Regions from separate parts of the Homo sapiens genome. Here region 2 is linked to region 1. A link is a loop called in an ENCODE intact Hi-C map of the cell type or tissue named here. Cell type or tissue: B cell. All regions are shown on one strand. Links, peaks and the distances in the headings refer to the core of each region. The heading gives the core; the rest is flanking DNA. Region 1 holds the start of PSD2-AS1 (PSD2 antisense RNA 1). Region 2 holds the start of LOC124901084 (a long non-coding RNA gene).

Evidence for each region. Hi-C counts contacts between places; a loop is a spot of excess contacts. Peaks named below come from ENCODE experiments on the same cell type or tissue, not always from the same donor. Only the 100,000 strongest peaks of a DNase experiment are listed, where the experiment ranks them.
Region 2: a loop joins it to region 1, with 10 times the contacts of the local background. A loop is called at or near these places in 3 of 110 quality-filtered maps.

What each region holds. Positions count from the first base shown.
Region 1 is chr5:139,743,517-139,752,761 of GRCh38, forward strand. It overlaps PSD2-AS1 (PSD2 antisense RNA 1), which reads right to left and starts at 2,707. Exons shown (of 3, transcript NR_105053.2): 1 at 2,678-2,707; 2 at 1,654-1,743. It also overlaps a transcript of PSD2 not described here. RefSeq lists silencers at 460-1,053, 4,723-4,772, 8,745-8,896 and enhancers at 2,577-3,224, 4,363-4,472, 5,170-5,817. In B cell, for the core only: no CTCF peak of the experiment used is centred there; DNase peaks (open chromatin) are centred at 1,665, 2,845, 3,965, 4,515 and 3 weaker places; H3K4me3 peaks cover 2,667 bases; H3K27ac peaks cover 3,049 bases; H3K27me3 peaks cover 185 bases.
Region 2 is chr5:139,665,507-139,674,751 of GRCh38, forward strand. The region is part of intron 1 of CXXC5 (CXXC finger protein 5); the gene reads left to right. It overlaps LOC124901084 (a long non-coding RNA gene), which reads right to left and starts at 3,269. Exons shown (of 2, transcript XR_007058962.1): 1 at 3,182-3,269; 2 at 2,320-2,443. RefSeq lists enhancers at 2,288-2,337, 4,808-4,957, 4,968-5,047, 8,704-9,245 and silencers at 2,628-2,707, 2,718-2,977. In B cell, for the core only: CTCF peaks have their summits at 5,313 (motif pointing right) and 5,515; DNase peaks (open chromatin) are centred at 2,675, 3,225, 5,085, 6,265 and 2 weaker places; H3K4me3 peaks cover 5,140 bases; H3K27ac peaks cover 8,000 bases.

The DNA of each region.
Region 1 (9,245 bases), core at 320-8,319:
ATTGTATGTTTCAATCCCTGTAGGTGTGACTGTTTATGTCTTTTTGTGAGTGAGGACCTGTCTGTGTGATCACATGAGTGTGTACGATCTGTATTTGAGAGTGCATGTGTGTGGAAGCATGCTAATTGTGTGGGAGAGGTGAAAGATGATTGACAGGGAAGGGGCGGAGGGTGGGAGCCCACACTGAGTGCACAGTTTCATCCTTCCTCAGGCTCTGCTTGTCATGGCTGAAATCCCCTGGACTGCATTGGGACCATACTGCTGAGAGTCTGGTTGCTGGGCTTCAGCTGACAGAACATCAGAGCCCCAGGATGGGATAGCCACAAGTTGGGAAGGTGAGGCAGGGTGAGGGGCTTGATGATGGGGAGCAGGCAGAAAGAACAGGCTGCAGAGCTAGGGCTGCTGGAGCCTGATGTCTGGTCCAAGTTCCAGCTCCTCCACTCATGGGGTGAGCTGGGGCAAGTCACTTCACTCTCTGAGCCTCAGTTTCCTCATCAGAACAATGGGCCTGTACACTAAGCATTATCCACCCCAAATCCTAGAAGCCTGCCTTCTCCTCCTGGCTCTGGGAAGTTGACCATTGGAGGCCTGGGACACTGGCCTGTCTGGAGGCTGGGGAAGTATGAGACGACCCCTTCTTCCCTTCCCTGCGCCCAGAAGGCCTGACTTGTCCTACTGCACCCCTCCCATCACAGTGATCTGTGTGGGCTCATAACAACATAAGCTAGACGGTGATCCTGTATCACCTTCCTGCATTCTGGGAGGCTCGGCCTCCAACTCCCAGACCAGGGAATGGTCTCCACTCCTCCAATCCTTCCCAGGTTCAGAAGCAGGAATGGGGGAAGTCCTGCCTGTCCCCTCTCTGACTTTACTTTCCCTTTCTAGAGCAGGGGTATTCTGGGATGGGAGGACTGAGTGTCCCTGCTGCCTGGTCCTCAGAGTTGGCTAGCTCCCCCCATGCCCCTCATTCCCCCGCCTGCTCGCCTGTAGAGCTGTGGCCCGGGCAGCTGTCCGGCTGAGTGGGTTAGCAACACAAGACAGATGGCGAGGGATTATCTCAGCTTCTCAGAGCACGATGGTGGCAGCGGCGGGGGTGGGGGGAAGGCTCTCACACCCTCCCCATGTGTGTGTACACACACACACACAAATGCACACATGCAGCTCCCCGCTCCTGCCCCAGACCCAGCCCAGCCTCCTGCTATTTATGAGGCGGGCAGGAAGACAAGAGGAGAGATGAGATTATGAGAATTGGTGAGAACCGTGGGACTTGGCAATCTTGTCCCTGCCCCACTTGGCTCCCAGACCACAGGCTGAACCAGCTTCTCAGGCCCTTCTTGGACCCTGCCCCTGCTATTGTGATTTCTCTGCAGCTGCCACCACTGGGAATGGTACATTCAGGAGGGCATGGTTTTACAGAGAAGTTTGAGGCCCAGAGATGTGCGAGCTGCACTCAAAGTCACACAGCAAGTTTGGTTCATTAGCAGGGTAAGTTCTGGGGGGTGGCAGGTGGTGGAGTCTCTTAGCTGTCCTGGCACTGGCTGTGGGGTCCTTGGGTCTTCTGCAAACAAGGTGTTTGCCCTAGCACTTGATGCTGCAGCCCAAGGTCCCACAGGGGCATGTCACAAGGCCAGCTGCTGGCACGCAAGTACTCACAGGCACAGCCTCTTGTTCATATACACTGTCAGGCTCTGGGTGAAGGCTATGTAGAGTTGAGTGACAGAGCTGGGTCTCCAGGCTGTGTCACTGTGAAAGAATTGGGGCAGGGTTAGAACCCCACTAGAGTGAATTCTCCTACCTGTCCCTCAATTTGCCACAGGCAGATGGTGGAGGGACTTTCCAGCCTCGGCCACACACTCAGGCCCCCCTACCACCACATTTGCCCATTAACAGCCCCACTCCAAGTCCTGAGTCATCTATGCTGAGTCGCCTGGGGAGGAGTGTGGGCCAGGAGACTGGGCAGGATTTGCGAATGGCAACCCCAGGGGGCCCTTTTCCCAGCATGGGTGGGCGGGGCCGACGCAGTGGGGAAGGCAGGGTGGAGGCCTTCTGAGAGAACTTCTCTGCTCCTAGCTGCCAATGTCCTGACTTCGCCCCCGTCCCCAAGAGTGACTCAGTGTCTGCTGGATGCGGTAGTGCGGGTGCGGGGCAGTGCGGAGCTGCTGCGGGTTGCCCAGTGCCACTCCCTTCAGAGCAAACCCACTTCTTGAGGCCCCGAGGCCCCCGCCTGGGGGTCTCCTGTGTTCACGTGTGCCTGCCCAGGCTGTCAAGTGAAACATGACCTCAGGGTCAGCCTGGCCTGCCTCTGGGGCTGCATTATTTGCGGGGTTTCCAACATGATGGTACCACCCACACTGTCCGGTCACAAACAAGACCGACACCGCCAGGTTTACCTGCTCCTGCCCCCTCAAACCATTGAATCAGCCCCTCTCTTGCTATTGGATGAGAGGGGTTGCCAGGACCAAGCCCCTCCTCCCCACCGCCAAGGTGACCACACGTCTAGGTATCAGGGGTGGTGGGCCCACTGCAGAGCGCTAGGCCGAACTCATCTCCTGGATCCAGGCCAAGCTCCACCTCTCTGTCTCTCCAGACTCAAGTTGGTCATTTGTATCGTGAAAGCTGGACAAAACTATATCTAAGCTCCCCATCTTCCCTCAAAGCTTGGCCTGGGGAGCCCTACATGAAACCTTGGAGCTTCTGAGCCTTCCCCCACCCCCAGCGGGGGGCTTTTCGTTCTGTGAAGGTCTCAAAGTAACATTCTAAAGAGGCACCGTGAGAGCCAATCAGAGAGCCCATGTAAATAACGGCCCGCTGATTGGCTGTCTCCTTCACGCCCTGAACGAAACTTCAACTTCATCAACTCAGCGAAGATTTTTTCCTCTGGCCTCGCGCGCCCTGCAGAAGGCGGGGCTGGGGGGTCACCCGAGCCTTCTCCCTGCCGCAGGCTACCTGGGCCCGCCGAATGGGATCGCGCTGGGACAGGCGGGGGCGAGTGTGCCGCCCTGACCCTGGCCCCGGGGGTGTTATTCTGGTACAGAATCCCCCGCGGGGGAGGCCCGAGAAGTGAGGCACCCCCGCTTCTTTGTAGGACCGCCACAGAACGGGCTGCAGGCCGCGAGTATAGAGCTTGGCTGGGCGGGATCGATATCTGCCCGCTGGACTGATGCGCGAGGGAGGCTGCTAGACAGGCTGGCTTTGCGGCAGTGTGATGGCCGCGCAGCACCCCCTGACCCCCACGGCTCCCCAACCCCGCCATTCCCTTCATCTAGCGCTCCCGGGGAAGCCGAGGCGGGCAAGTGGCGTAGCGATGGAGGGCGCACCCAGGGGCAGCGACGCTCCCTCGCTCTGGCTCCCAGCCCTGGTGGTGGGTGCAGGAGTGAGGGTAGCCCAGGGTCGCACCCTGCTCCCAACCTCGGCTCGTCCCCACCCTCCACGGTCGTCCGCAGCTCGAGGCAGCCTGCATTTCTGCCAGTATCCTGTCCCCTCGCCCGGTCCTTCGCCCTCCTCCCACTTTCATTGTGTGTCTCCTCTCTGGCTCTGAGGTTCCTCCTCCCTCCCTTCTCTCTCTGGGTGTCTCCGTGTCTATCTCCACATCTCCATCTCCATTTCTTTCTCTGCCTGTCTCTGTCTCTAGCTGTCTCTGTCCCTCAGTCTCTGCTCAGGTCTCCGCTCGCCTCTTGCTCATTTTCGTTCCTCTCTTTGTCTGTCTGACTCTCTCTTGTCTCCCCCCCTTCAGTTACCCCCAACCCCCCGCACACACACACACCTCACAGCCCTGTTTACGACATCCCCTGGGCTGGCAGGTGGGCGGGGCTGCAGCAGAGCGGGGGTGAGAGAGGGAGACGCAGCCTCCCCCCCAGCTGTTAACCTTCACGCTTCAGGCCTCTGCGGATGGCAGAGGAGGGGGAAAGCCCAGCTGCCAGCTTGGCGGAGGTGACCGGGCGGGGGCTGGGGGCTGTCCCTCCCTCTGGGCTCGTCTCTGGGGAGATCTGGGGCCGGAAGGAATGTGGTGGAGGGCGCCTTCGGCTGAGGAAGGCTGTTGCCGGATGGGTGGCCTCCTGAAGGCTTGTGCTGGCGAGGCGGGTGCCCAAAGGGGGCTCTGAGCGGTGTCGGCCCTGCCCGCAGCCCGGCCGGACGTGGGGGCCGGCGTGAGAATCCCGCCCATCTGTGAGCCGGCCTCACGCCGTCAGACCCAATTTATCTCGCCGCCAAAGTTTCACAGCCATCTGCTCGAGTGGAACGGCTTCCAGCGCTGGCCCCACCGGGCCCCCCAGCCAGCGCGGGGATGTTTTCCAATACGACAGCATCGCCCCGCCAAAGCAAGGAGGGGGTGTAGGGGGAGGCGGCAGAGCGCGGTGCGCGGGGCTGGCAGGCAGCCCTCTCCCGCGAGCGAGCCGACCCTGAATTTTAAGCGATTGATCAGGAAGCTCAGGCCGTTCCCATCACTTTGAGCAGCCAAATGCGACGGCGCAGGGATTTCAAGGGGCCTTTGCGGAGGCGGTAATGAGGTCACCGTCACTGCGCCAGCCCGCGGGCGGGAGGGGGCGAAGGTCTGCGGACACGTGTGAACACAGCCTGTGAACCGAGCCACATCTGTATTCACGTGACCCCCGGGGCCCCAGCACTGACCCAGGAAAACTCGGCATTTGGATCTGAGCTGATTCACACTCCCCCGCCCCCACCCCACCTACCCAGCCAGACACGGTTCGAGAGGCTGAGCTAGAACCCAGCCCTGCCACATCCATGATTCCATGATCACCTCAGACAGCTTCAGCACAAGAGCCCCAACTCTCTTCTCCTCCCCGCTATGTGCCTAAAATACACATATTTGGGCACCTGCCCATTGCACTTCTGAACAAGCCTGTGGAGACAGATGTACCCTAGGCCCCCGGTAATCACACAGGTGCACACATTCCAATTACACACCTGACCGCAATGCTCGTGCATTAGTACACTCCCAACCACCACCACTACCACCCCCAAACATGCACACAGGTACTCCATCATTTTCAAGCCAGCACCCAGCAACACACGAGCCCCCAAACTCCCCTCCCCCGGGCGAACTCATGTGCACACTCATTCCCAAGACCCCGAGCTTGCTGCCATGTCCGCGCGGGTGGGCGCCTCCACTGCCCGCCAGGCAGCGCGGGTGCAGACCTCGAAGAGAACAAAGGCCGGGCAGGTGGGAGGGAGGGGCGCTGAGCCCCCGGCCCGTCCTCCTAGGCAATGCTCGTCTGTCTCGGCTCCGCGGCCACCGCATCGAGCGGCTCTGATTGCCGAGTAAATCACCGCGATGATCTGAATAATTATCGTCTCCTGAAAAGGGAAAAAACAGAGAATAAATAAAGAGAGAAGGGAGCAGTCACCTGATTTCTAGGAGCCCTGGGGTATGTTGGGGGGGGTGAATACATAGGGGTGGGTGTCAGTGGCCCCCTGCGGATCCTCGGGACTTCTGTTGGGATGGAGTGCAGGTGGGATGGGCCTCAGGGCAGACAGTCCTTCCTTAAAGGTGGCAGTTAGCATCCAGTCTCCCCCTTCGTCTCCCCAGGGTAAGTCAGGCCCCCTGGAGCACCCAACCGACCCCAGCTGGCTTCTCTGCTTCTTACACACTCAGGCCCACCTGACCTGTAGGGCACCCTCCTGTTCCAGGGCTTTGCTCAGTCGGTTCCCCCCTAGCATGCCCTCTACCCACCACTCTGGCTGGCTTCACTCTCCCATCTCTGAAGTTCAGCCCCAGGTTACTTCCTCTGAGAACTTCTTCCTGACTGCCCAGCCCTCCAGGATCCTTCTCTCCCAGAGTTCCAGTGTCTGATTGCATTTTCTCTGACTGATTTGGGTGTGTTGTCCTGATCTTCTCAGCTGGATGGCAGCTTTGGTGGAAGCAGCTATGTTTTAAACAAAGCAGTAATAGTAGCAACAGCAGCAGCCACTGCCCCATTCTGAGCAGCTAGGATGTGCTGGCCCTGTGCCAAAACATCATCTCACCATGGATCCTCCCCAGAATCCTGTGTGGAAAGTAATGTCTCCATTTAAATAATGGGGAAACTGAGGCGTACCAAGAGTGAAGCTTGGATTCCTTTCCTCAGGGATGAAGATGCTGGTCATCTACGGTATCCTTTCTGCAGTTGTCCCCTGATCCCACATATTGGAGGAGTTGCTTCTCTTCCAGTGCTGGGCACCAAGACACAATTACCTCAACTGGCTGGGCACAGTGGCTCATGCCTGTAATCCTAACACTTTGGGAGGCCGAGGTGGGCAGATTGCTTGAGCCTAGGAGTTTGAGACCAGCTTGGGCAACATGACAGAACACCATCTCTACAAAACAAACAAACAAACAAAAACAAACAAACAAATGAAAAACACCAAAAATTAGCTGGTATGGTGGTGTGAGCATATAGTTCCAGCAACTTGGGAGGCTGAAGAAGAAGGATGGTTTGAACCCAGGAGGTTGAGGCAGTGAGCCGTGATTGTGCCACTATACTCAAGCCTGGGCAACAGATCGAGACCGTCTTAAAAAAAAAAAAAAACCAGGCTGGGTGTGGTGGCTCATGCCTGTAATCCCAGCACTTTGGGAGGCCGAGGTGGGTGGATCACGAGGTCAGGAAATAGAGACCATCCTGGCTAACACGGTGAAACCCCGTCTCTACTAAAAATACAAAAAAATTAGCCAGGTGTAGTGGCAGGCGCCTGTAGTCCCAGCTACTCAGAGGCTGAGGCAGGAGAATGGGGTGAACCCAGGAGGCTGAGCTTGCAGTGAGCTGAGATCATGCCACTGCACTCCAGCCTGGGCGACAGAGCAAGACTCCATCTCAAAAACAAAAAAACAAAACAAAAAAAAACCCAAAATATGAATATCTCAACTCCAAACTGCCCAGCCTCCACCAGCCCTGCCCATTCCTGTTGCTCCCTCTCCTCCCTTTTCCTAGCCTCAGGAGGGCTGCCCTCCATGCATTGTAACCCCCAACCTTCCAAAGGGCATGACCCTTCCCCATAGCCACATCATCAAAGGAGGGGCAGCTCAGCCTTATGCTTCTGCCTGAAATGGTTCCAGATGTGGGGCCTGCAGAAAAGGCAGGGTGAAGGTTCAGCACAAAGCTAGGTTTCCTCCTGGAGGTTGCCCTAGGGGAGGCCCAAGCCCCTCCCACCCCTGGCACCTGGTCAGTAAATGAGAGCAGAACAAGGCCACTGATGGGATGATGGTTCAGGGAAAGAGTCTGTCAAGAGCCTGGGGAAGAGGAACCCTTGTGGGGCCTGGGTGTCTGGGGCAAGAGGGAGGCTGAAGCCCATTCTGGGTTTGCATTCCTCACTCTATCCAGCCTTGCTGGATCTGAGGCCTGGGGCAACTTCCAGGGTGGGGTTCTCCAGGCTGAGCAAGGAGGCCCAGGACTGAGCGATTTAGATCCCTCCTACTACTCCTCAAAGAAATGCCATTATAGATGGGGGAAACTAAGCCCAGGGCTCCAAATTGGCTCCTGACTAATGGTTCCTGTGCAGGCCTCTCCCATGGGGATCCTTATTCAGGGCCCCAAATGTTCCTGGGGGCATGGCAGGGTCTGGATATCACTGTGGCTTGGGTAGAGGAGGGACAGGTGAGACATGATGCTGGTCTAGAGATACATCCAGGTGGTTCAGCTCTGGGTATGAATGAAGATGAGGCAGAGCCCAGCCTAGCTCTGGGAAAATCTCAGCTCCTACTCCACAGTCTTCTGGGACTCAAGACAGCACCTCCTGCCTGAGAGGGGGGCGGAGGTGGCCAGTATCCTTGGGATGGTTCACAAACTCCTCTCCCCACCCCAAGCTCCCTTCTGCCAGCTACTCTTGGTTCCCTACTTAGATATTTCTTTGGCATCTACTGTGTGCTGGCCCTAGGGGCACAGCAGCCTGGGGTTCAGAGAGTGCCCAGGCAGATGGGGAGGCATACCCACCCACCTACACATACTCACACAGACTCTCCTCCCACCCCCTTCAAGTGTGACCAACTGGGAACCCTGGGGAAACAGTAATGAATGTGGCAAGACCTTTGCAATTAGACAAACCCAGGTTCAGACCCTGGCTCTACTTTACTTGTTGAGAGCAAGTCAATGAGCCTCAGTTTTGGTATCTACAAAGTGGAAATTGTAATAGTGCGTGTTTCACAGTGTGCCTGTGAGCGTTCTGTGAGATAATTGAGATGTCGATGCTCATCACCGCCCATCATCAGGGAAGGAGAGATGACCTCCAAGGTTGCTCTTTGGCCACTCTAGGACAGTGTTTCCATGGCATGGCTAGGGTCCAGCCTTTTTTTTTTTTTTTTTTTTTGAGACAGGGTCTCGTTCTGTCACCCAGGCTGGAGTGCTGTAGCATGATCTCTGCTCACTGCAGCCTCAACCTTCTAGACTCAGCAATCCTCCCACCTCAGCTTCCCAAGTAGCTGGGACTATAGGCATGTGTCACCATGCCCGGCTAATGTTAAATTTTTTTGTAGAGACTGGGTCTTCCTATGTTGTCCAGGCAGGTCTGGAACTCCCGACCTCAGGTAATCTTCTCACCTTAGCCTCCAAAAGTGCTGGGATTACAGGTGTGAGCCACTGCACCCAGCCAGTCCAGCCTCTTGACTCAGTGGTGGAGGTGGTTGTCCTTGGCAGATCCTCGACACTGCCAAGCCCCTCACACTCCTCAAAGCTTAGTTCTCCTACTGGTCACGTCTCTCTCTACTAGGTTCCTCTGGCTCTCACTCTCTCTCTGCCGGCCCATAATTCCATCCATCCATGTCTCTTTTTCTGTTTCTGCCTCTCCCTAAAAACATATAACTCTCCCCCTACCATAAGAACACCCTTCCACTCCCACCCACACATCCAGCCCAGCTCAACTCATCACCAGCATGCACTGTCACCTGGGTGCACACAGGCAAGGAGACATACAGAGGCAAAGCGATGGAGAGACACAATCACGCACACACTCACACTCAAGTGCACATGGGCACGAGGACAGCCACCCATCCAACACACACACAAGTGCACACACAGCACAAATAGGCATGAACAGGTGCATACAGATGCACCTGGTGACAAACACACAAGGACATTGGAGCATATTGCATATGCAAGAGTCCACAGGCATGTATACTCTCCCCCCACCACAGGCACACATAGGTCAGGCACAGACAGGTACACACAGGCACAGAAACACACACAAGGGCACACAAGCACATCTGCACAGTAAGACACAGGCACACACATACACACACGTAGGCACACACAAGCTCTCGC
Region 2 (9,245 bases), core at 400-8,399, 78 kb before region 1:
CCCAGTGGCCTCTCTGACCTGGTCCCAGGGCTGTTATGGCCACCCCCTTACACCACATTCCATCTCATTGCAGGGTCCTCTTGCCTGCCCAGCTTGGGCTGATGGAGACAGATGTAATTATGGAATTTTGCTTGGGAAATTAATTTGAAAAAGTTAATTAATTGGTGGTTCCGGAGGTGGCGGGCTCCACGCCCGGCCAGTCTTGCTGACGTCAGTGCTGACCCACTGGAGACGTGCAGCTTCCGGGCAAGCTGGGCAGAGGGACCCCGGTGACCTGGCTGGGCAGCCCTGGAACAGGTAGATGGACAGCGAGGAGCAAAGGGCAGACCAGTGTCCTGGCCCAGAGTGGGCACCTGGGAAGGGTTTGTTGACCAGACCTGCTGAGGATAAGAACCCGGCCACTTGTTTGTGTGTTCAACAAGCCGTTGTCAAGCTGCTATGGTACACTGACCCCAGTGTCTCAAGTGCCCCCAACCAAAAATAGACCAGTTCTTCCAAACCCCTTTTCTCAAGGAAAACCTCTAAACCTATTCTCAAAGGCTTTTTCAAAGGGCTCAAAGGACATTATCGGGCCAGTGTGCAGATGAAGCCACTGAGGCTCAGAGAGGGTGGGCCTTGCCCGGCTTCTCAGCAGTGTCCTCCAGCAGGGTGGAGCAGAGGTGGGTAGAGCTCAGTCTCATTTCCAGAGGACGTGTGCCCCAGCTTCAGAATCCCATGGGCGGCCTCCTCCCAAGTATGGGTGATAGGGGCCTTGAAGTTGACTCTTCCCAGGGAGGAAGCCACAGAATATGGCCAGCCCCTTCACCCCCTTCACCCCCATCCCTGTGTGTGCCTGTGGGAGCTTCCCCTACTACCCCATCCAAGCCTCAGAAGACCCCCATGCCCCAGGGGTCTCAGGGTACACAGAGACCCCCACTACCTCCTGGACCTCCTGTGGGTCTTCTGACCACAAGCCTCAGCCAGATCAAGTCCTAGTTTCTGCAGGAGCGTGGGCTTTGGTGTGGTCTTTGTCCAGACAGGAGAAGGGTCAGGGCTGGGGCAAGAATGGCCAGGCCTGGGACAGGTCAGGGATACTGAGCCACAAAGAGGCCAGGGAGATGAACGTGGGCGCTCCTGAGCTATGTGGCCTTGGGCAGGTCCCTTAGCTTCTCTAAGCCTCATTTTGCTCATGCGGGAAATGGGGATGATCACAGATGCCATTCAGAGAGCTGCGGAGAGGTGCAGGGACGCATAACCACTTGAAGTGGTGCTGGCTCTGGCGCAGGCTGTTTCACTGCCCAGTGGAGGCAGGCTGGGTGGAAGAGCAGTGAGCTGACTGAGACTGTGCTGTGGCTGGGGCCTGAGGACCAGTGGGTTTTGAGAGGGGAGCCTGGTGCATGTGTCAGAGGAACTGAAGAATACAGGAGATGATATTTGTGAGACCCTGGGCCCTGCTCCAACGGAGTCAGCCCACCCAGCATTTACCCTCTGACTTGTTTCTTGTGTTCCCTCACCTCCAGGATTTCCAGGGGCCAGGTGGGCCCTGCTCAGTTTAGTATGCCTCACCTCCCATAGCTGTTCAGGATCAAAGGGAGCATCATGGGCAGGCTGAGCTGGGCACTTTGCATCCCTGTCACTCTGATGTGGTCTGTAGTTCTGGGTTTCTTCAAGGTCCAACCCCAGTCTTGGGTTTAAGTGGGTCACACCCACTCCCTGAGCATCCTGTGTAGGCTGGTTATGGGGTCAGAGGAGAGGCATTTCCTCCTCCCACCTCACCTCCTCCAAGAAGCCCTCTGGGTACTGCTCCCCAGCACTTTGCCCATTGACTGAGCACTCAGGGTTCTCTGCACAGACTTTTTTAAACCTTTCTCTGTGTGTCCCTACACTGGGAGCTCTCTGACCACGGGGTCCATGGTATCTCCTGTCTATCCTAGTGCCCAGCACTGGGTTAGCACTCAATGTGGGGGCATAGGGCTCTTGTGCCCCTATTTTACAGATGGGTCAGTTAAGGCCCTGCAAGGTCACACAGCCTGTTGAGGGGCAGAGCCAGCCTGGTTCAGGTGGGTGTGGGGCCACTTGGTACCGGCTGGGGTCTTCTTTCAGGCCTCAGGACCATTCCTAGGCTTCCTTAGGCCCTGCAGCTCCTGACCCTCCTGGCACTATTCCTGGAGGGTGAATAGTCAGTCCTGTGCTCTTAAGAGCTTGGGGGTTTGGGGGTTAAGGGGTTGTGGCATCAGACTGAGGGTCAGAGGGCAGGCCTATGAGCTTCAGTTTCTTCATCTGTAAAACAGATCTTAGTGTTTGGGGGAGCAGGGGTGGCTGAAAGAGATCACGCATATGTTGTTCTCGCCATCCTTATTATTACTACTGACACTGTTATTTTGTTATCATTACATTATTATTCATGCTCCCAGGGCCCCAGCAGCTGCGGTGGCTCCAGGCCTGGATGCAGAGCTCTGGTGTGCTGAAAAGAAGTTGCAGTTCCTAATTAGTCAGCGCTCCAAGGAGAGGGCCTGGGTTTTAATTTTTGCTGCAGGGTCCCACCTGCCCGAGGCCTCCCAGCCCCTCTCATCCCTTCCTGGGCTGGGCCTGCGGCACCCTCCCCAACCTCAGGTAGGGGGCCTGGCCCGAGGCAAAAACCTCCCCAAATTTCCCCTGCCACTCCCTCCGCCTCCCAGACCTCTGGGGCCATGAATCATTTATGAGGCAAAAATGAAACCAATTAAGGACAAACTTTGAAAGCCTCTAATTGCTGCGCCTGGTGGCACCGTGGAATGAGGGGAGGCCAGCCTTCTCGGTGCGGAATCTCCTTGGCCCAGGCCTTCCCAGGCTGCCCGTCCCGCCGCGGCTCAGGGCGCCTCCCGGCTCCCTGCCGCCTCCCAGCCGGACGCGGACGTGCCTGCGCGGCTCTGGCGGCCGCGTCTGCCGCCCCGGCGCCCGCCCGGGTCCCAGGCCGACTAATTAGGCCCGGCTACCTCCCGCGCCGCCCACTGCCCGCTCCAGGCCCGCTGCCCGCTCCAGGCCCGAGGTGATGGCGGCTGTTCCTGCCGTTCTGGGGCCTGTGCCCCAGAGCTGGCCGCGTTTCTCGGGGCGGGAGCCAGCTCTGCTCGCCTGGCTTAACCCAGACGAGCCCAGGACGCCCTATCCCTGAACCCCATCGTGGCGTGCAGGTCTGAGTAGGCTCTGGGCCATGCCGGGGTACCTGGCTTGGAGGCTCTCTTCAGTCTCGGGAGAGATATGCTTATCCCAGGCGGAGCGGAGAAGGCTGGGGGATGACTGATAGGGGGAGTCGGGAGGGGATGTTGAGCCCTGAGGTGTTGCACTGAGCACGGATCCAGTTCCTCTTGGCTTTGCCACAAACACAGTGACCTTATGTAGAGTCCTTAGCCTCGGTTTCCCCGTTTGTAAACCATCAGCACCAGCCCATTTTCTCCTGAATTTGGGATTTAGGGAGCTGGGCTTTGTATACCCCTCCCAGTCTCCTCTCTTGGGGGGTTGCTGAGGGGGTGGAGGTAATGTCTGGACCTAGCAGGGCCTGCCTTACTGCCATGAGCCCTGGATGCCAGTGGCCAGCCTGCTCGCTGTGCTGAGGGCCAGGCAGGCCCTGGGCACTGAGGCACGTTGTTTGCTGAAACCAAATTTCTGTGCTTGTGTTTTTCCATAATTATATTAGCAGGTGGGATTTTTCCTCGGGGAAGCAGTGGGAGGGGGAGCGCCATGGCAGTGTCCCCGCCCGCTCTAAGCGTGAGCTCACACTCAGCTCTGCCCGCCTGCCGTAATGATTTTTTAATTATGCAGCCAGTGCTCGGAATTGCTAATCCCCCTCCAGCCCTGCATCCCCTCCTGCAACTCACACCCCAGCCCCTGGCTGATGTCCCTAGAGTGGCGGTGCCCAGCCCCGTGCCCATCACTGAGTGCTTGGGACAACCGCCATAGCGGGAGAGAGGGTAGGTCAGGAAGGGCCGGAGGGGCGCCCCTCCGCCATCTGCAAGTGACAAGACTTGTGGCTCTCTTTGTCTCCCACCCTACCCCTAGACCCAGCATGGCTCACACCTGCCAGGACAGCTATGGCTTTAAATGAGTTTGGGGAGTGATCGGTGCCCACACCAAGTGATGTGGCCACACTCATTTCATGGACATTAGCCTGTCTTCCCAGCCTTGTGTGACCCCAAGGACACAGGCACACAAGTACAATTTTTGTCACACCCATACTCACGCTTTACTTCCCTTCTACACACACACTCAGCCCCACAGCCAAGCTACACACACACACACAATGGCAGGCTCTGCGTGCTTCTCACACATGTAGCCTTACCTGAGGGCGGGGGCACCCTCAGGAGACCCCACTGCTGCCTCCTGTGCCCTGCAGTGGCCCTGCTCCCACTCCCTTGCCTCCAGACCCCCCAACCCCATCCCCATCCACCCTACTGGGAGGTGCTCCGAGGTCTTCTGGCTCCCGCCTCATGGGGTGGCTGCCTGTGGCTGGGGCCAGCCTGAGCCTCCATCGACCCTGGCCTGGGGGAGGTGCTGGGGGGGTTCTGCAGCACTGTGGCGGCGGCTCCTCTCCAGGCGCCCAGCTGTGGCATCTGTCAAGGTCAGATAGCGACTCCGGAACCAGCCGGCTCGGCCCCATGGCCCCTCTCGCCTCATTATTTTTGTGTTCCGGGGCTGCGGCGACACCTCCCTCCCTCCTCCTCAGCCTCCCGCCTCTCGCCTGCCTCCCCCACGCCTCTGCAGGGAGGGCCTGCGGTCTGGGGGCTTTTGTTTTCCAGTTTTTTCCACGCTCAGGCCAGGCAGGCGGGTAGACACTGGCCAGAGCTGTTGGACCTTGAACAGCAGACAAGACAGGTGTCCCCCTTAGAGCTGGGACAGATTCTCAGCTAGTGGAACCCTGGGTTGGTTTCTCAGAGGCACAAACTGAACCTGGATGGAACCAGCCCCCACCACAGCCCAGGTGCACCTGTGGGCAGCTTCCTGTTTCCATAGGGGCCCTAGCAGCTGGCACCAGTTCCTGTCTACACCATCCCCGTCCCAGTAGGGCCCCAGACTCATACAGCCCAGAGCTCCTGACACAACTCACAGTGCATGCGGACATACACACACTGGCATTCATGCGGCAAAGATGTGTTGACACGTACAGACCAGAAGACTCCACAAACATCCTCTCACCACGTAAACCACCCTATTCGCACACACGTGCACTTGGACATCCATGTACATTCACAGACTTGGGTCGCACACACATGCCTCCACTTTACCCTCAGGGAGGTCACAGAGTCAAAGATCTCCCCCAGCACTGCTACATGATCCCCATATATGCTTTAATGCTGTGGTCTGTAGAGGGCGACATCTTGAGACTACACACTCAACCGGGCACATTCACAGTCCACTGGACACACACACAGTTGTGCAGCACACCTCCCAGGTAGACACGCGAAAACACACTGTATGCATTGCTCTCGTCACCATACACACTCCAGCCCCCTGAGCCCGCTCCCAGGTGCCCAGCATCCTTGGGTAGTTATGCCACCCGAGGGGCTTTTGTCCCCCGAAATACTGGGAAGTGAGCTTGAGGCCTCAGCTTGCTGAGCCCTGTGTCCAGGGAGCCTCGGAGAGTGGGAAATGGTTTGACAAGGACTGCCCGGCCCCTGCCCAACCTCACTGTGTACACCACTTTAGGCCCAAGAGCGCCAGGATGGCGTGGGATGGGGCGGGGGGTTCCAGGTGTGTCATGATGGGCTTGGTGGCTGCTGGCAGAGGCAGACTCTGGGGGGTGACCTCAGCTCTGTCTCTGGGTCCCTCCTCCCACCTCCAGCCCCTGATTTGGGTGTGTAAATGTTGGAGGAATGGGGTGTGGGCAGACTCCAGGCCCCCAGGGTCTCTAGAGTGGCCCTGGCCATCCCCTCTCTTCCTCCTCCAGCTGTGGACTGCTGTGACTGCCCCCGGGAGAGGAGCTAGATGGAGGCTTAGCAGTGGCTGGGCCCCCACCCCCCAGGAAACTCAAAACCCTGGGCCAGCCGCGGGTGGCGGGTTGGGGCAGGCACAAAGAGGGCCTCTGTGCGGCCGGCTGGGCTGCCCACAGGATTCTGGGGGAGGAGGCCGGAGCCGGTTTCCGTCCCGTTCTGCTTCCTGCGGAGGCTGCGGAATGCCCGGAGCTCTGGCCCAGCCTGCCCCGTCTGGCCCACCCGCAGCCCCTTCCCCATCTTTTCCAGGGCCTTGGGGTACAGCTGCAGACTTCTCTGCAACAGGGCCCTGAGAGCCACCCTCCAGGACCCAAGGGAAACCTAGGGGATTTCCCCAAGCCGAGAGCTGAACTGGACCTCACCCTTTAGCTGAAGTCTTCCTTCCCTCCATGTGCTGTGGAACCCTCAGCCAGGGTTGGAGCACCAGGCCCTGGAGTCACACAGACCTGGGTTTAAATCCTGGCTCTGCCACTTACTGACCTTGTGACCTTAGGCAGGTGGCTTTATGTCCCTGAGCCTCAGTTGCCTCATCTGTAAAATGAGGATAATAATAATTGTAGTAGAATCCGGTGAGAAAATGCATGTGAAATGCTTAGCACAGTGCCTGGTGGACAGTGAGTGTGCATTATTAGGACCTGCTGTTTATTTTTTTTTATTTATTTGTTTGTTTGTTTATTTATTGTTTTGAGATGGAGTTTTGCTCTTGTTGCCCAGGCTGGAGTGCAATGGCGTGATCTTGGCTCACTGCAACCTCTGCCTCCCAGGTTCAGGCAATTCTCCTGCCTCAGCCTCCCGAGTAGCTGGGATTACAGGCATGCACCACCACGCTCGGCTAATTTTTGTATTATTAGTAAAGACAGGGTTTCTCCATGTTGGTCAGGCTGTTCTCGAACTCCCGACCTCAGGTGATCCACCTGCCTCGGCTTCCCAAAGTGCTGGGATTACAGGCGTGAGCCTGTACAGGCCAGGGCCTGCTGTTTATTTTAATGTCCTCTGGGGAACTTAAGAGTGGAAGGGACTGGATGCTCCTTGCCACGATAGGTCTCACCTCTTCTACGGTTCAGTCTCAGCCCTGCGTCCTGCTCAAAACCCTTCTCTCAAATCAGTTTCCTATCTGCAGATCATATCAGTGACTGATCTCGGCCTCTGGGGCCTTCCTCCTGAGGTCTGGAGGGTGGAGGGGATCGCTGTCTGGAATCCTTTTTTTCCCCTCTGTATCTCTACCTCCTTCCCCATGATATGCCCTGGGATCGTGACTTCTGCAGTAGTTTGGGGTGAGAAGCAAGAGCCATTCCTTTCCATTTTACAAATGGGAAACTGAGGCTTAGTGGCGGAAAGAGCTTGGTCAAAGTCACCAGTCAGGGAGGGACAGGGTGGAGCCACAAACCTAGGCCTCAGGCCTCCAGTTCCCTAGCCAGTCCTAGGCACATATGCCTCCCCCAACCCCAGACACACAAACACACCCCACACAGGAGCCCCAGAAGGACAGTGCGCCATCTCTGATTTCTTGACTCGTGCATCCCTGGACTAGCCTTCCCTGGCTTGTCCCATGGTGAGGCCCATCAGTAGGGAGGTCCTGAGGGGGTACGTGGGCCTGATTTCTGATTGGTGTCAGCTCAGAGATCACCACATTGGGAAATGTTTACTACAAGATTCAGGGGATCCCAGATAGACAAGGCGTCATTACACCTGCTTAAGCAAATTGCCTGCTCTAAATGGGGCAATAATAGGACTTCCTTCAGAGATTGGGTATGAGGATAACATGAGATAAAGCATGGACAGTGTGGCACATAGGAAGAGCCCCATACTTGTTAGCTATGGTCCCAGGTGACAGATGGGAAAACTGTCTCAGAGGCCAGTTTTTTCCCAAGGTCAAAAAATGGGGAAGGGTCTTCCTGAACCTTTGACTCTTCCAGGAAAGGAACCTGGCCTGAGGGAGGTGCCTATTGAGGAAAGGGCCTGTCTTTATCAGAGGCATCCCAGGCATCTCAGTCCCTAGAGCCCCAGGTCAGAGCTTACTCCCTGCCCGGGGCCTCAGTGTTGCTGTGCATGAATGGGCTGATCCCCTCCTCCAGCTGTTTTGGGGAGCACCGTAAAACAGAACAGAGCCTGGCTGGGTGCGGTGGCTCACGCCTGTAACCCCAGCACTTTGGGAGGCTGAGGTGGGTGGATCACCTGAGGTCAGGAGTTCAAGACCAGCCTGACCAACATGGTGAAACTCCATCTCTACTAAAAATACAAAAATTAGCCAGGTGTGGTGGTGTGCGCCTGTAATCCCAGCCACTCTGGAGGCTGAGGCAGGAGAATTGCTTGAACCTGGGAGGCGGAGGTTGTGGTGAGCTGAGATCGGGCCACGCACTCCAGCCTGGGTGACAGAGCAAGACTCTTGTCAAAAAAAAAAAAAAAAGAGAGAGAGAAAACAGAGCTCTACATACTCCAGGTTTGCTCAAACCCTTTAGTCCTCAGGCCAAGGCATGGTTGGCACCCACCCCAGCAGGAGGGGTGTAAGAGGGTCAGGGGTGTGGAGTCGGGGATATAGAAATGCTGTCCCTTGTTCTGTCCTTGGCAGTCAGTCTTGGGGTGACTCTAGTGGGGTTGAGGCCATGTCTCACCCCAGGCCACCCTCTGGGTGCTCGCAGTGGCCAGTGTGTGGGGGTATGTGTGTCCATCCATAGCTGGATGTGTGCCCTGTGCTCTCCGCCTGGGGCTGCGTTTCTCCCTGCCTCCAAGACCAGTCTCCCTGGGCTTGAGCAGGGCTTCTTTTTCCCTCTGGAAACTCCCCAGGCTGAATCATGGAAATCAGAGACGGGACACCCTCCCTTCCACCCCATTGCCCAGCTTGGTTCAACCACCATAGCCTGTGGTCTGCTTTGCCCACCATCAGCCTGTCTGCGTATTTTGCCTCACTTGGAGGCAGGCCAAGGAGACCGGCCCACCAAGGTGGGGGGGAGGAGACAAGGGCCGGGATGTCAAGTGCTGCATGGAAGCGTGGAAAGTGGTGCATTGAGCCAGGGTGTGCAGCTCTGCTGGGCCAGTGTTGGGGGTCCTGAAACGCAGCCTCTTCCACGAGCCTCCCTGGGCAGGCAGAATGGCTGCAAGGCTGGTCAGCCAGCAAGGAATGGCGGGGATGGTGCCTTGGTCAAACCCTGCCCTTGGTAGTGGTGATGGTTGCACAACTTTGTTGATTTACTAAAAATCATTAAATTATATGTATACTTTAATGTGGCAGAATTTTATAGTATGTAAACTATACCTCGATAAAACTGTTTTTTAAAAATCCTGCCAGCCAGGCGCAGTGGCTCA